Regions from separate parts of the Homo sapiens genome. Here region 1 is linked to region 2. Evidence: read pairs that join two places in POLR2A ChIA-PET (ENCODE). Cell type or tissue: A673. All regions are shown on one strand. Each heading gives the region's core, and the rest is flanking DNA. Links, peaks and the distances in the headings are about the cores only.

The links. Peaks named below come from ENCODE experiments on the same cell type or tissue, not always from the same donor. Only the 100,000 strongest peaks of a DNase experiment are listed, where the experiment ranks them.
Region 1: POLR2A ChIA-PET joins it to region 2 with 5 read pairs; 2 of 35 experiments call an interaction of 5 or more read pairs at or near these places.

The regions. Positions count from the first base shown.
Region 1 is chr20:20,590,365-20,597,843 of GRCh38, forward strand. RALGAPA2 (Ral GTPase activating protein catalytic subunit alpha 2) reads right to left here. Exons shown (of 40, transcript NM_020343.4): 17 at 813-950. Among named protein-coding and RNA genes, the nearest start is that of RALGAPA2, 120 kb to the right of the region's middle. In A673, for the core only: CTCF peaks have their summits at 3,407 (motif pointing left) and 4,014 (motif pointing left); DNase peaks (open chromatin) are centred at 3,417 and 3,957.
Region 2 is chr20:20,733,201-20,740,679 of GRCh38, forward strand. The region is part of intron 1 of LOC105372555 (a long non-coding RNA gene); the gene reads left to right. It also overlaps the pseudogene RN7SL607P. Among named protein-coding and RNA genes, the nearest start is that of RALGAPA2, 24 kb to the left of the region's middle. In A673, for the core only: no CTCF peak of the experiment used is centred there; DNase peaks (open chromatin) are centred at 4,181 and 5,611; H3K4me3 peaks cover 419 bases; H3K27ac peaks cover 3,926 bases.

The sequences.
Region 1 (7,479 bases), core at 1,017-6,016, 140 kb before region 2:
TTCTGAAGCTTTTACTGTATTTTCTTATTTCCAGAGGATTTCTAAGACAGAATAATTCCCTACTCATCTGATGAGACTAGCATGACTTTGACATTAAAAGATATGAGATAACTTGTTGATAAATAGAGTTGATTTCTTAACTAATTCATGACACCAAAACAGAATAACTATTTCCAATGATACTAGACACACTTTAAGCACACTCTTTCATTGAGAAATCTATTCTTCACTGTTTACAGGTCAAACCATCTGTCTCCCTGCTTTCCACACCCTGTTGCTGCTGCAAGTTGTTGGTGAAACCGTGTAGATTAATGCTATTAAAAGTTATTATTTTCCATCTCAGCAGAGTCGGCAAGCTGTTAATAAACTTTTTCACAAGTCTGGTCAGCTTTCCATTCTCATTTTCAACTTTAACGGCTCTTCTCACAGCCCTTTCCCTATGTCCCTGCCCCCATCCTGCCTCCCTGCCTTCCATAATACCTAACTTGATGCCCTACTTGACTTCATGTTGTAACAGCCTCCGTCTTCCTTCTACTCCAGCCACTTGGACTCCTGTCTCGTCCTCAAACATGCCAACCTTTAAAAAAGTGGGTATATATCTACATATAGATATATAAAAATAATTTAGATAAACAGGTTTAAATAGTGCAAATATTTCATTGCCATAAATCACATCCTTCTAATCAAATTAAAAAGGTAATTCCCTTGAAATAAATATATTCAGAATATATGTACAAAGCAATACTATATGCAGCTTTTATTCCTCTGCCAGAATCTATAGTTCTGTATTAAACACTGAAGACATCATGTACCCTGAGAAGAATCTGAGCACAGCGGCTCGGGGATGTCGGAGGTGCTGCTGCTCCGAAGGACCTGCTGCTGCTGTCCCACTGTGAGATGGCCAGATCCGGCTGCAGGTGCATTTTCTGACTGTTGACACTCCTCCACTTCTGTGAGCATTAACAAAACATGCAAAGTTACAGTTCAAGTTTTTAAAAAACACATTCACCACTTAAAACAACCGATTTAAAAAATAAAGTTTCAAATGCTTTTCACAAATAATTTATAGTCAGATAATCTGCATTTAAATGATCAAGTTTCCTACACTTGCTAACCCCTAATATTCTACTCCAAGAGTACCTTTTCCACTTAAGTTCTATAAAGCCTTTTATTTTTCAATCAAAGTAAAGGAAAAAAAGCCACAATAAAAGGTTAAGAACTGTAAAAGTCATTTGACATTTCAGGGCCAGGCATGCCAAGGAAAGAGAGATTCAGGAGATGCACAGAATGGGTAATGTACATTTGAGAAGAACAGAAAACCACACACACACACACACACACACATACACCCTGAAGGAAGATGAAAGGAAATGTGGGAATTTCTACTGCATTATGCCTTTTTAACAGGTAAGTGCCCAACTGTCCAAAATAAAATGCTATAGTTATGTAATGGCTTATTTCATCAAATGCAATGCTGAATTATTCTCTAAAGTACAGAATGATCCACAGGTATTTGTAGAAAACCAATATATATGAGACATAAAATAGAAAACCATAGCTGGGTAGGGACCACAGGATAATCTCAGTATTATTACAAGCTATATTCCCCTATAGAATGAGTTCCCCCCAGCTCATTTCTAAACTGCACAGTACACTTTAATCTCTAAAGACCACCCAAGGCACTGGAATTATCACCCCACCCTCTCTTTCTAGAGTCACAGCTTCAGGGTTGCACCACCTTTTACGTAGGTTGTTTTAATAGCCTGCAAACTAATCACTAATCACTGTCCCTCTCTTCTTACCACCTTCATATTTATCCTCTCCATGGTCCATCTAAAATAAAGATCTGGCTGTGCCACTCCTCTTAAAACCCACCAAAGCCCTCTCTTGTTAGAGATTCGTCAAACATCCTAGTCAGGGTGAACACAGGCTTTCCTTGATCTCACGGGACATACTGATCCCCTTGCAAGGTACTCTAGCTCACTTTAGTCTCCAGTAGTACTAACCCAGTTGGCACCTGCTACTCTGTTCTTCCTGCTGTTCACTCCCCTATGCTAAACTCACACCTGCTCCCTCATCCCTCCTTACCATGCTGCCCTGGGAATATCCCCTACAGGACCTGCTCCCTGGCCCTGCATGCAAGCCCCATTGCTCTGTTTCTCACTAGATTCCACACTCACTGACGTAGTCATGAAACTTTACATCCACATAACTAGAATATTTTCCACAAATTTTAATTTGCTCATTACTACTACTAAGAAGAGGATAATCAAAACTCAGCCTGTATTATCTTAACTGGCTGGGTCACCTGGTTTGTCACCTGAAATGGAAACTCACTGTCAATGGGCCACCCTCTGTATAATCCTTTAATCTGAGTCATAAGGCAAACTGATGGCTCACCTTAAGCAAGAAGTATGTTGGAAGATTCTACATTTAATACAGAGGATTTCAACAAAAGGTTGCTATTTTTTCTATCCAAATGAAAATGCATTTTATAGTGTGCTGATATGGTTACAAGACCTCAAAACTATGAAATTTGTGTGATCCTTCACTTACAAAAATTTATCAATTTACTTTTTTTTTTTGCTCTGTTGCCAGGTTGGAGTGCAGTGGTGTGATCACAGCTCACTGCACACTCGACCCCCCTGGCTCAACTGATTCTCACACCTCACCCTCCTGAGTACCTGGGAGTTCTGGTGCACACCACTATACCCAAAAAATTTTTGTCTTTTCACAGAGATGGGGTTTTGCCATGTTGCCTAGGCTGGTCTCAAGTAGTCCGCCCACCTCGGCCTTCCAAAGTGCTGGGATTGCAGGCGTGGGCCATGGTGCCCAGCCCACAGTCTAACTTCAGATGCTGGTGGGAAACTGTTTGGAGTACAAGCAAAGATAGGCCAAGGTAGCAAGAAAAGACAGCTATGTTAAAGCCTCATGTTTCCCAGGTTGTCTTTGCCTTCCTCTTCTTTTGAACAGCCAAGAACTGTTCATTTTTCTACAGAGAAACACAAAGCATATGTGCACATTTTTAATCTACTTACACATCCCAAAGTACAGACTACGTCCTTCTCACAGATCTATTTCTAGTCTCTTCAGCCTTCAGCAACAGAAGCCAAATAACACCATAGGGCCAGCCCTTCCGGCTGTCTTCTCTAATTGTTTATTCTAATTATGCAAGATGTTGAAACCTTCTGGGAACAGTTTATATTTGTTAATGAATCTACTGGTTAATCCAGTATCAGAAGGGGGAGCCCAAGAGCTTCCTAACTTTCTAAACTATAATTGGCAAATGCCATTTTTTATGGATAGTGGGAAGAGTTAGTCTCTGAAGCCTGATGCCAAAAACAGATAGATGTTGGTTTCTGGGCTATGAGCAGGAGCAAATAAGAGCTGAGCCAACACTGGCAGCATCTTCCTAAAGATAAAGAACATCGCCATCTGGTGGGATGCAATATAGCCACAGCACCATTGCTTCCAAATTAGAGCGTCCCCACTGGTCCTCAACACAGCAGACGGACGGAGAGCCTGCCACCACCAGCTGGTCTGCCTTCCCAACAGGCTGGCCTAATGCAGCTTTTAAGGCTTTGTTTTTATAAAGCTGTCAGGAGGGACGTATCAGATGGAGAAAGTCCAAGCCTTCAGGAATAGCGGTCAGTAGCAGGGCAGGAGCACTCGTGATTTAGTGGGAAGGAAGGGGAGAGCCACGATGCTTAAGTGTGCTGTTGGGTTGTAGGTGCCCTGAGCTACCTACTCCTGTAGTTGACTATCAATTGAGATGGTGTGAAAAGAGAATTTTCAATTCTCCTTATCCCACAATTTAAATCCAATTTCCTGATTTGTAACAGTATATTTATTGGGATTTTCTCATATTTTATATTAAATACATGTTTTGTATAAATGAATACATGAATGACAGAAACAATTTCTTTATACTATTTTTCCTTTTTAAATAGTTCTTGGGCTCCCTCTGCTGGCATTTTATTTAAGAAAGAGCAATTTATGTTAAATCTGCTCTCATTCTGTGGGGTTAGCTGTTAGCAGTTGCTCTTTCATAACGAATGAAAATCATTTTAATAGTGATATGCAAATACCAAAAGACAGGATTATCTGATATTTAAAATGGAGAAAGAATTATATCAGTTACAATAAAATTATATAATACATCCTAGATCTATTGCATTTTCTATTTTGAATATCACACAATTTGTTTAAATCACTTCAAAGAGCTAAATTCTATCTTAGATTCACCAAATAATGTACTCTCTCTAAAGCCTAGTTAGTTCCAACTACCCAGATTTTAAAAGCACTAACTTTCTCGTCTCTTGACAGTGTAAGTTACACAATACCATTACTAAACTATTACTTTCTTTTTTTTTTTTTTTTTTGAGATGGAGTCTCGCTCTGTCGGCCAGGCTGGAGCACAATGGCGTGATCTTGACTCACTGCAAGCTCCACCTCCCAAGTTCATGGCATTCTCCTGCCTCAGCCTCCCAAGCAGCTGGGACTACAGGCACACAACTGGCTAGTTTTTTGTATTTTTAGTAAAGATGGGGTTTCACCGTGTTAGCCAGGGTGGTCTCGATCTCCTGACCTCATGATCCACCCGCCTTGGCCTCCCAAAGTATTGGGATTACAAAGTGAGCCACTGCGCCCGGCCTAAACTATTACTTTCTAAAGCTCCATTCGAAACACCGAAAAATGATCAAATAAGGATTACTTAATTTCATTTTTTTCCACTGAGAAAAGGCAGTGTGATCAAATTAAGTGTGTAAGCTCTTCAGTAACTTCTATTTTTTTTTCCAGATCTCTATTTTTCACAGCAATTTCACTCACTTTTTAAGTCTTCCTTACTCAGTCTTACATTTAGTAAGTGGAGTGAGGCTCATTCTTCAATAACCAAAATTCTGAGTTCCATTTATCCCTTATACAAGGTTGCATAAGCAAAATAAATAGTATAATTTCCTAATTTTTAAAACACCTTGCATGATACCAATCTGATCCTATAAAAAGCATAGGAAATGCATATCAGCTCAGCATCTTGAGGTTTCCCACAAGATCAAACTTCCCAAGGGTAAATCAGACCAGGTCCTGACAAAAAAGCACTTCCTAGAAGCACACAAACCAGATGCAGAAGCAGCGAGGCAAGGTTTGCCATACCATTCCAATATGCTTTTTTAGAATAAGGGGAGATTGTTGATCCTCTCATTACTACTATTACAATATTCCTAAAAGAAAAATAAAATCTACTATCTGTAAGTGCTACAGATTGATAAATGTTTTAACCTAAAAAGCAGTTAAAATTGTAGAACAGACCGGACGTGGTGGCTCACACCTGTAATTCCAGCACTTTGGGAGGCCGAGGTGGGTAGATCACAAGCTCAGGAATTCAAGACCAGCCTGGTCAACATGGTGAAACCCTATCTCTACTAAAAATACAAAAACTTAGCTGTGCATGGCATGCCTGTAATCCTGGCTACTCGGGAGGCTGAAGCAGGAGAATTGCTTGAACTGGGACCTGGGAGGCAGAGGTTGCAGTGGGCCAAGATCGCACCAGTGCACTCCAGCCTGAGGTACAAAGCAAGACTCTATCTCAAAAAAAAACAAACAAAAAACAAACAAACAAAAAAACTGTAGAACAGCTGGAAAGAACTGTTCTCACGAAGGGAAAAAAACAAATAAAAGAAAATCACAAAAAGTGCCAGTCCTACCTCCCCAACTGTGTTTCTTTATGTAGCTATTCATATTAATGGAAACAGGTGGTTGTGACTCCAAAATACAAACGTCACTTCTTCCTCCCAGAATATGAACAACCCACCCAAAATTCTGCTGCTGCCGCCAAATACAGTCCCCAAAAGATCAGAAAAACAAACAATCGTAGCTAAAAGTAAGTAATTGTCTATTGCTTATATTATTAAAACAATTTTGGTGGGTTTCTAAATCACATAGATTAGAAACAAAAACAAAAAAAGTTAAATGTAAACAAAATTAGCAATCATGTTAACTTAAATGTAAACAAAATTAGCAATCATTGATAGGGTAAGGAGCTTGTGCCAGAAAGTAAAATTAAGTGTCATATTATCTAGCAGTATGTTGGTGGGGTATGCCTACATACTTGGATTTAAATTGGAGGGCAAATTCAATACTCTAATGTGCCAACCAGTGGAGAATATACAATCTGCCCTTGGGTCAGTCTCTTGATAGGACAGTCATAAAGGACAATGGCAACATTTTAAGTAGTAAAGAACCAATGGCATCAGGCTAAGAAGCTCACTATCATAGTTGGAATGTCAGGTTGTTCTCAAAGTCACTATACTCTAAAGTTCTTTCACCCTTTGTGCTACAAAACCAAGAACAAAGATGGCAAAGGCAGGAAAACTGCAGACCGAGCCCAGGCCACTTGATTTCACTCTGACTTAGGATTTCTCAGCCTCGGCACAGCTGGTATTTTGGGCCAGACAATTCTTTGTTTGGGAGCTGTCCTGTGCATTGCAGACTATTCAGCAGCATCCCTGACTTCCATCCACAAGCTGCCACTAGCACTGTCCCACTTGTGACAATTAAAAATGTCTCCAGGCATTGTTGAAATTGTCCCCAATTGAGAATCACTGCTCTAAATCACATTTAACTTCAGTTGGAACTGTATACGTATATACAGGAACCAAGAGTCTTAGTAAAATAAAATGTAATATTGAATGAGAACAAAAGCTTCCAAAATTAAATTACTAATAGGAAGAGATTTCTTGTGGGAACATGTTCTGGACAAACTAGTGAAAAACTTAAGAGAAACAAAATATAGAAAAAAATGGACTGTGACATAAGAAAACTTTTCACCATGAAAAAAATTCTTTTGGGGTGTGTATTAGCCAAACAGGGGGTAAAATCATTTTAAATACTTTATTAATCATCTCCAAACAATAGCTTTTTTTGAAAACCAAATAATTGGGCAGTTAAAACTCAACAGTAATGTAATTGACTAGTGACCATTTTCCCATGTACCATTCTTACTGTTTTTCACCTTTAATAGTTACTGGAGAAAAAGAGTTTTCTAAGAAACATTATAGTCCTCGCTCTTGGTAAAACTTCTTCCCTTAAATTCTATAAAGTAATATGGTATTTACATAGCCATCAGAGAACGTAAGCTTTCATTTTGCTTTGCTAAAACACAGTATGACATAGTTTAGTACTACAGAAAGCCACAATTAGGTTATCTCCAATGTTAAAAAAAATACTAATCTTTGGGAGGCTGAGGCAGGTGGGTCACGAAGTCAGGAGTTCAAGACCTGCCTGGCCAACATGGTGAAACCTCATCTCTACTAAAAATACAAAAATTAGCCAGGTGTGATGGCACACACCTGTAGTCCTAGCTACTCGGGAGGCTGAGGCAGGAGAACTGCTTGAACCCGGGAAGCAGAGGTTGCAGTGAGCCGAGATCATGCCACTGCACTCCAGCCTGGGCAACAGAGAGAGATTCTGTCTCAAAAA
Region 2 (7,479 bases), core at 1,447-6,446:
GTAATTCTAGCACTTTGGGAGGCCAAGGCAGGAGGATTGCTCAAGCCCAGGAGTTTGAGACTAGCCTAGGGAACATAGCGAGACCTCATCTCTACAAAAAGTAAAAAAAGTAGCCAGACATGGTGATGCATGCCTGTAGTCCCAGCTCCTCAGGAGGCTGAGGTCATAGGATTGCTTGAACCTGGGAGGTCAAGGCTGCAGTGAGCTGTGTTGCACCACTGCACTCCAGCCTGGGCAACAGAGCAAGACCCTGTCTCAAAACAAAAAAAAAGCCTATTCTCAATAATCCAAGGGTAAAACAATGAGATAAAGCAATACCTTTATAAAGCAATACCTTTCATTGCAAGGAGGGAGTAAAATTGCTAGTGTGTATGTGGAGTAAAACAGAGTAACTCTATCAGTTAAGACTTTTATAGGATTACAGTGGCTCATGCCTGTAATCCCAGTGCTTTGGGAGGCCAAGGCAGGCGGATCACCTGTGGTCAGGAGTTCAAGACCAGTCTGGCCAGCATGGCAAAACCCCGTCTCTACTAAAAAAATACAAAAAAATTATCTGGGCATGGTGGCGTGCACTTGCAATCCCAGCTACTCAGGAGGCCGAGGCAGAATATCACTTGAACCCAAGAGAAAGAGGTTTCAGTGAGCCGAGATCATGCCACTGTACTCCAGCCTGGGTGACAGAGTGAGACTACATATCAGAAAAGAAAAAAAAGACTTAAAAAAAAATGTAACCCTGAAGAAGGCCAACTTAAGCTGCTGTAAGAGAGAAAAGGGAATGTATTAATTCATGCAACTGAGATGTCCAGGAAGGGAGTTGACTTTAGGGTGCAAGGCTGAGCTCCTACTGGGCCTTTCTGTAGCTGACTCACCCCTGGGCTCTTCCTATGGCAGGATGGCCAGGCAGTTCAGGGGCTCAAACAAGAAAACTGGGTTGACCTTCACTGGGCCCCTGCCAATCACTGTGGCAGGTGATGGAGAAAGACCAAGACACTTGTGAGTGGGTAGGGGACAAGATGTCCCTAAAGGAGAATTGGGGACTGTCACAAAATACAGTGAATGACTGGTGGGGAGCAAAAAGCCGCAAAAGGCCTCTGCAATAGGAGAACAAATGACAGGTCAAATCTGGCTCTTCACAAACTACTTAAATGCCGCCATTGGCTGTACTGAATGCCAAGAAAACACATTTTCTGATACCGGCTACCTCCAAGTTGGTGGGCTGGGGAGATTTTTGTGTGAGAAATGTTTTTAATTGTATCTTCTTGCTGAAGCATCTAAAACCTGCCAGAGAGGAGTGACAAACATTCAGTTACCCTGCCTGCTGCTTCCTCTTTTACACAAGTATATCATCACTTCATTTCAGGAAGGGCAAACACTTTTGTGTTAGAAAATTGCCTGATAAAAGGGCTTCCTCCATTCACTAACCTCTTGGCAGAATTGTGACCGCAGACCTATGGAAAGCATGCAGAGGAAGTGGCGTTTGAATGCCACCCTGCTTAAGGGTTTTCATGCACTCACAGAAAATCCCCAGACCAAAGCCCTAAGTCATCTCTACTTACCCAGAGACACAAACAGGCCTTTCCACTCTCCTTAATGCTAATGCTTTGGAAACACTGAAGCTTCCTGCAACACTTTTTGATCATTCACTTTCCAAAATCTGAATCAACACTTCTAAGGTAACAAAGGGCATCTGCGGGTTCTTTTTGGCTTTGGACAAAGTGCAACTTCAGCTACTAGTTTCAAAAAGAAAAGTTCTAGTGCTTTTTGCCTGAAATATGTAACTAAATGGTTGTTAAACCTACAGTAACTTATTAGAAAAATAGAAGTAAACCATTTATAGCAAAATAAATTCTGGAGATGGTAAGGAATGAAATGTAAAAACAAATCTTTTTTTAAAACTAGAAATACATGTGGGCAACTTTGTTTAAAAGCACAGTAAGTTACAGTCTGACGACAAACGAGAAAAATATTTGCAGTAGATGTGATAGACCACATGTGTCTATTTCTAGTGTATATCGACCTTAAACATCTTGATAAGAAAATCACCAAATTTCTAATAGAAAAATGGGCAAAGGTTTTAGTGATCTATTGTACTACATGGTGACCACAGTTAATAAAAATGTATAGTTTAAAATTGCTAAAAGAATAGGTTTTTAATGACCTCTCCATGCACAAAAAAATGCTAAGTTGTTGAGGTAATGGATATATTAATTAGCTTGAGTGAATCTTTCCAACAATGTACACGTAGATCAAAACATCACACGTACCCCAAAATTTACACACTTTTTTGTCAATTAAAAATAGATAAATAAATAATTTTAAAATAGGCAAAGGATATAAACAAAAAAAATTGATGGAAGAAATACAGAATAAATCTAACCAGCAATGAATTACAAATTAAACAAAATTGGGATACTATTTTTTCCCATCAAATTAGCAAAGGGCTTTAAAATTAATAGTTGAATGAGATGCTGATATAATACTAATCCAAATATAAATTGGAACAGCCTTTCTAATAAGAAATTCAAATAAATCTGTATCCATTGTCCCTATAATTTTCTATGTAGGAACTATCCTAAGGAAGTATTTTTAAATTTTTTAAAATTTGAAAAAATTGAAATATATGCATATTTCATCACAACATTATTTATATGCAGATATCACAGCACTGCTTAATGATATCAAAAATTATAACTAACTTAAGTGTGTAATAAGAAAATAAGATTATAGAATATTCATTCTTTGGAATATCATGCATGCAGCCACTAAAATTATTTATGACTCTTATCAAGACAAGGGAAATGTTAATATCATAATGTTAGATTTAAAAAGAAAGAAGAGAAAATTGTATGTACAATATGATACAGATTTTACAACTTCATCAGCACATGAATGCATCTATAATTCTACATAATGCAGAGGAAAGAAAACACAACCCCAAAATATATACCTGGATTTTATGCAGGCAATGATTTTTATTTATTTTCAAGGCTGTGGAATCACTACATGAGCATGTATTACTTTTGATAACTAGGAAAAAAATCATTTAAGGTAAAACATATGAGAACTTAAATAGAATTCTCTTTTAAAAAACAAAATAAGTATAAGGGTAAAGCTTGGTAACTTACTACCGTCCTAGATCTTTGAGTTCTTTGTTAAAATATCTTCCTTTTCAAGCCTGTACAGGTCCGTAAAGAAAATGAAACTTTCAATCAGCTTAATAGAGAAGTTAGGTGGACACTAAGATTCATATTAACACCTGCTGACAGGAGGTGTCATGACTAACTTCCAACAGGGTAATTAGTGTCTCCACCTCCTTAATAAGTGCCCCTGTAGTATATGCTGATCAAGCATAACCAGATCATCCTAAACTACAGGAGCACCATATGGTTATGCCGCATTCACTCTTTTTCTAGGGGAGTTAAGGAGTTCACCGGCACTAAGGCTGTCCGGGGTGGCTCTTTAGTTCTCCCTCAAGTGGGTTTACTACCATGAGCGCCTATCAAGGATCTAAGCTGTGTGTCCCTATGACAGCTTAGCTAGGCTGGACCAGGGTCTTAGAGAGAATCAAACTCTTGTTTCTAAAATTTAGGGAGTGGGGAGGTAGGCAAGATCAAATGCTGTGGCCTGTCCCCAGAGGGCTATGACATATGAGAGAAAACGTGGGATTAGAAGTGGCCCATTCCATCAGAGACAGAGAGAGCCTAAGGTGTTTGTTCATGTGCAATTGGACGACCCCCCTTTTCCCAGTGTGTCTTATCTGGGATTCTCCCCAAAGACAGACCCTGAGAGAGATTCAGATGCAAGTAATTGATTTGGAAGATGATTGCAGGAAGCACAGTGAAGAATGGGAAACTGACCAGGGAAGCCCTACATAAGATGTGTCAGTGAGCAGGTTGTCCCGTGGGCAACAGGAGCTCTATCCCACTGGAGACCCTCAAGGAACTGTGTGGAACACAACTCATTATTGCCCTCCTGAGGGGCAGGGAAGCTGGGATATTTATCCACCAATTCCTTCCCTCAGTGGCTGAAGTTTGTGCCCTGTGCATTAAATCCAACTTCCTGGCACTTACAAACTGCCCCATGCTGGGTAATCACCTTCCATGCCAGAAAATGCCCTTGGGCACAAAGGTGCCGGAAGCTATTTCAGGAAGCTGTGGGTGGCACTGTAGGGGACTGTCTGCAGTGGATGCTGGGGGAGACATGTAGCATCTGTTACTTCAGGCTACTTGAGAGTGCTTCCCCTGTGACCTGCCCCCCTGGTTTTCTCCCTCGGGTACATCATGTATTATGTACTCTTGGAGAGTGATTCTGTAGCTTTATTAATCCACCCATTGACTAACCCATTCAACTATTTTGATTGAGAAGGATGAGAGAGGTATGAGAAGGAAAAAATAATGCAGGGTCCTATCTGAAAGTGTTAGAGAATCGGAAAGCGAGCGAGACTTCAAGATGTTACCATGTGAATAGTTTGAAAATCTGCTTTCATATAGCAAATTGAAATGAAGAGACTGATCATGTAGAGAATAGACAAACAGAAATGTATCAGAAGTGCAACAGAATTTAAGTTATGCAAATCCACTTATATCAAATCATGTCTTAAATGTATAGGGAGATGGTATTTAGTGAAAGAGTCAGCTTATTTGTTTCTATTTTTATTGTTTTTGAGACAGGGTCTCACTCTGTCCCCAGGCAGGAGTGTAGTGGCATAATCATGGCTCACTGTAGCCTCAACCTCCCAGGCTCAAGTGATCCTCCTATCTCAGCCTCCCAAGTAGCTAGGACCACAGGCGTGTGCCACTACACCTGGTTAATTTTTTATTTTTATTTTTTGTAGAGATGGGGTCTTGCTATGCTTCCCAGGCTGGTCTTGAATTCCCGGGCTGAAGCACTCCCCCTTACCTCTGCCTCCCAAAGTGCTGGGATTCCAGGTGTGAGCCACTGCACCCGGCTTTCCCATGGATGTTTCTGGTCTAGAACAATTATTACTATGTGTCTTGCTAAATGATAGTTTTCCAATTGCATCATTCCTTCTACATTTATTAATTGGGATTCTGTTGCCTTCCCTCTCCCGTTTATTTATTTATTCAATTATTTATTTGTATCAGTATGGACTCATAGGAATTTATTTTATTTTATGGGTTTTGATCCATTGTCATCATTATTTATGTTGTCACTCAAAATGTTCCACACCAAAGAGCCAGGTTTTGTCTTTTTTTTTTTTTTTTTTTTTTAAGAGGCAGGATCTCTCTATGTTGCCCAGGCTGGAGTGCAGTGGCTCTTCACAGATGCAATCCCACTCCTGATCAGCACATGAGTTTTTTCCTGTTCCATATCTGACCTGGGCCAGTTCACTCCTCCTTAGGCAACCTGATGGTCCCACACTCCCAGGAGGTCACCATATCAATGCCACACTTAGTGCAGACACCCGATCAACATATTGCACTATAGCCCAGAATTCCTGGGCTCAAGCGATCCTCCTGTCTCAGCGTCTTGAGTAGCTGGGACTATAGGTATGCACCAGTGCACTTGGCAGAGTTAGGTTTTAAAAGTGTATTTGCCACAAAGCCTTCTTATTAGGCCCTAGAAGCTGTGTGCTTTCCTGGCCCTTTTCCTACAAAGGCTCCACCCTGAAGCCAGTAATCCAATTAAGAAACTGGCAAATGAAAAACCTTACAACTACTGGATCTTCTGTCTGTCTGTCTGTCTGTCTATTTATGTGTTGTGTGTGTGATATTTATATATAAAAGAGCTCTAATTGGCTTAGAAAAAATAAGCGCTTATATCATATTTTGTCAGAAAAATAGAAACTTTAATGCCTCTTATTCACATGACTTTAGTAACCTGGAAATAAAGACAGTTTTAAAGATTATTGGTAAAATTAAAATGTCTTCAAAATGTAGACATTTGGTCTAAATTAAAGTCAAACATCAGATTTGCCTCATCTCTCAACTTATACAAAAATCAACTCAAGATGGAGCAAAGACTTAAATCTAAGACCTAAAACCATAAAAATTCTAGAAGATAACATCAGAAAAACCCTTCTAGACATTGGCTTAGGCAAAGACTTCATGACCAAGAACCCAAAAGCAAATGCAACAAAAACAAAGATAAATAGATGGGACTTAATTAAACTAAAAAGCTTCTGCACAGCAAAAGAAATAATCAGCAGAGTTAACAGACAACCTACAGAGTGGGAGGAAATCTTCACAATCTATACATCCAACAAAGGACTAATGCCCAGAATCTACAAAGAACTCAAACAAATCAGCAAGAAAAAAACAAACAATCCCATCCAAATGTGGGCTAAGTATATGAATAGACAATTCTCAAAAGAAGATACAAATGGCCAACAAGCATATGGAAAAATGCTCAACATCACTAATGATCAGGAAAATGCAAATCCAAACTACAATGTGACACCACCTTACTCTTGCAAGAATGGCCATAATCAAAAAATTTTAAAAAAATAGATGTTGGTGTAGACTTGGTGAAAAGGGCACACTTTTACACTGTTGGTGGGAATGTAATAAACTAGTACAACCACTGTGAAAAACACTGTGGAGATTCCTTAAAGAACTAAAATTAGAACTACCATTTGATCCAGCAATTCCACTCCTGGGTATCTACCCAGAGGAAAAGAAGTCATTATATGAAAAAGATACTTGCACACTCATGTTTATAGCAGCACAATTTGCAATTGCAAAAATATGGAACCAGCCCAAATGCCCATCAATCAACAAATGAACAAAGAAAATACTACTTGGCCATAAAAACGAAGGAAATAATGCAACCTGGATGGAATTGGAGACTATTATTCTAAGTGAAGTAACTCAGGAATGGAGAAACCAAACATCGTATGTTCTCACTCATAAGTGGGAGCTAAGCTATGAGGACGCAAAGGCATAAGAGTGATACAATGGACTTTGGAGACGCAGGGTAAAGGGTGGGAGGGGGGTGAAGGATAAAAGACTACACATTGGGTACAGTGTACACTGCTCGGGTGATGGGTGCACCAAAATCTCAGAAATCACTTCTGAAGAACTTATTCATGTAACCAAACACCACCTGCTCCCCATAAACTTATTGAACTTTTTTAAAAGTATATTTGCCACAAAAAAGCTGTGTGACATATTTCCAAGTTTCCTGTGGTTTACACAAAGAAGCAAGTCTCTTGAAACATTGACATAAAATGGCACTAGGATTGTCCTGGCAGTGTAAGTTATCAGACAGAACAATTATATGCTTTCAAATCCAAGAGCAAGATTTGGCAGGAATAAGTTAAAAGTTATATACGAACTCTTTTTTGTTTGCATAATTCCCTCTGTGCTTCTCCTGCCTTTGACAGTGAAGCTCCGGCCCAGTCAGAGCATTGGCTTAGCAGAAGTCATAAACAGTTCCCAAGCTGCTACTTAATGTACAGGGCTTTGGGGTATTGAGAGGTGATTGTGGTATGGAACCTAGCGTGACCTGGATTGGGAG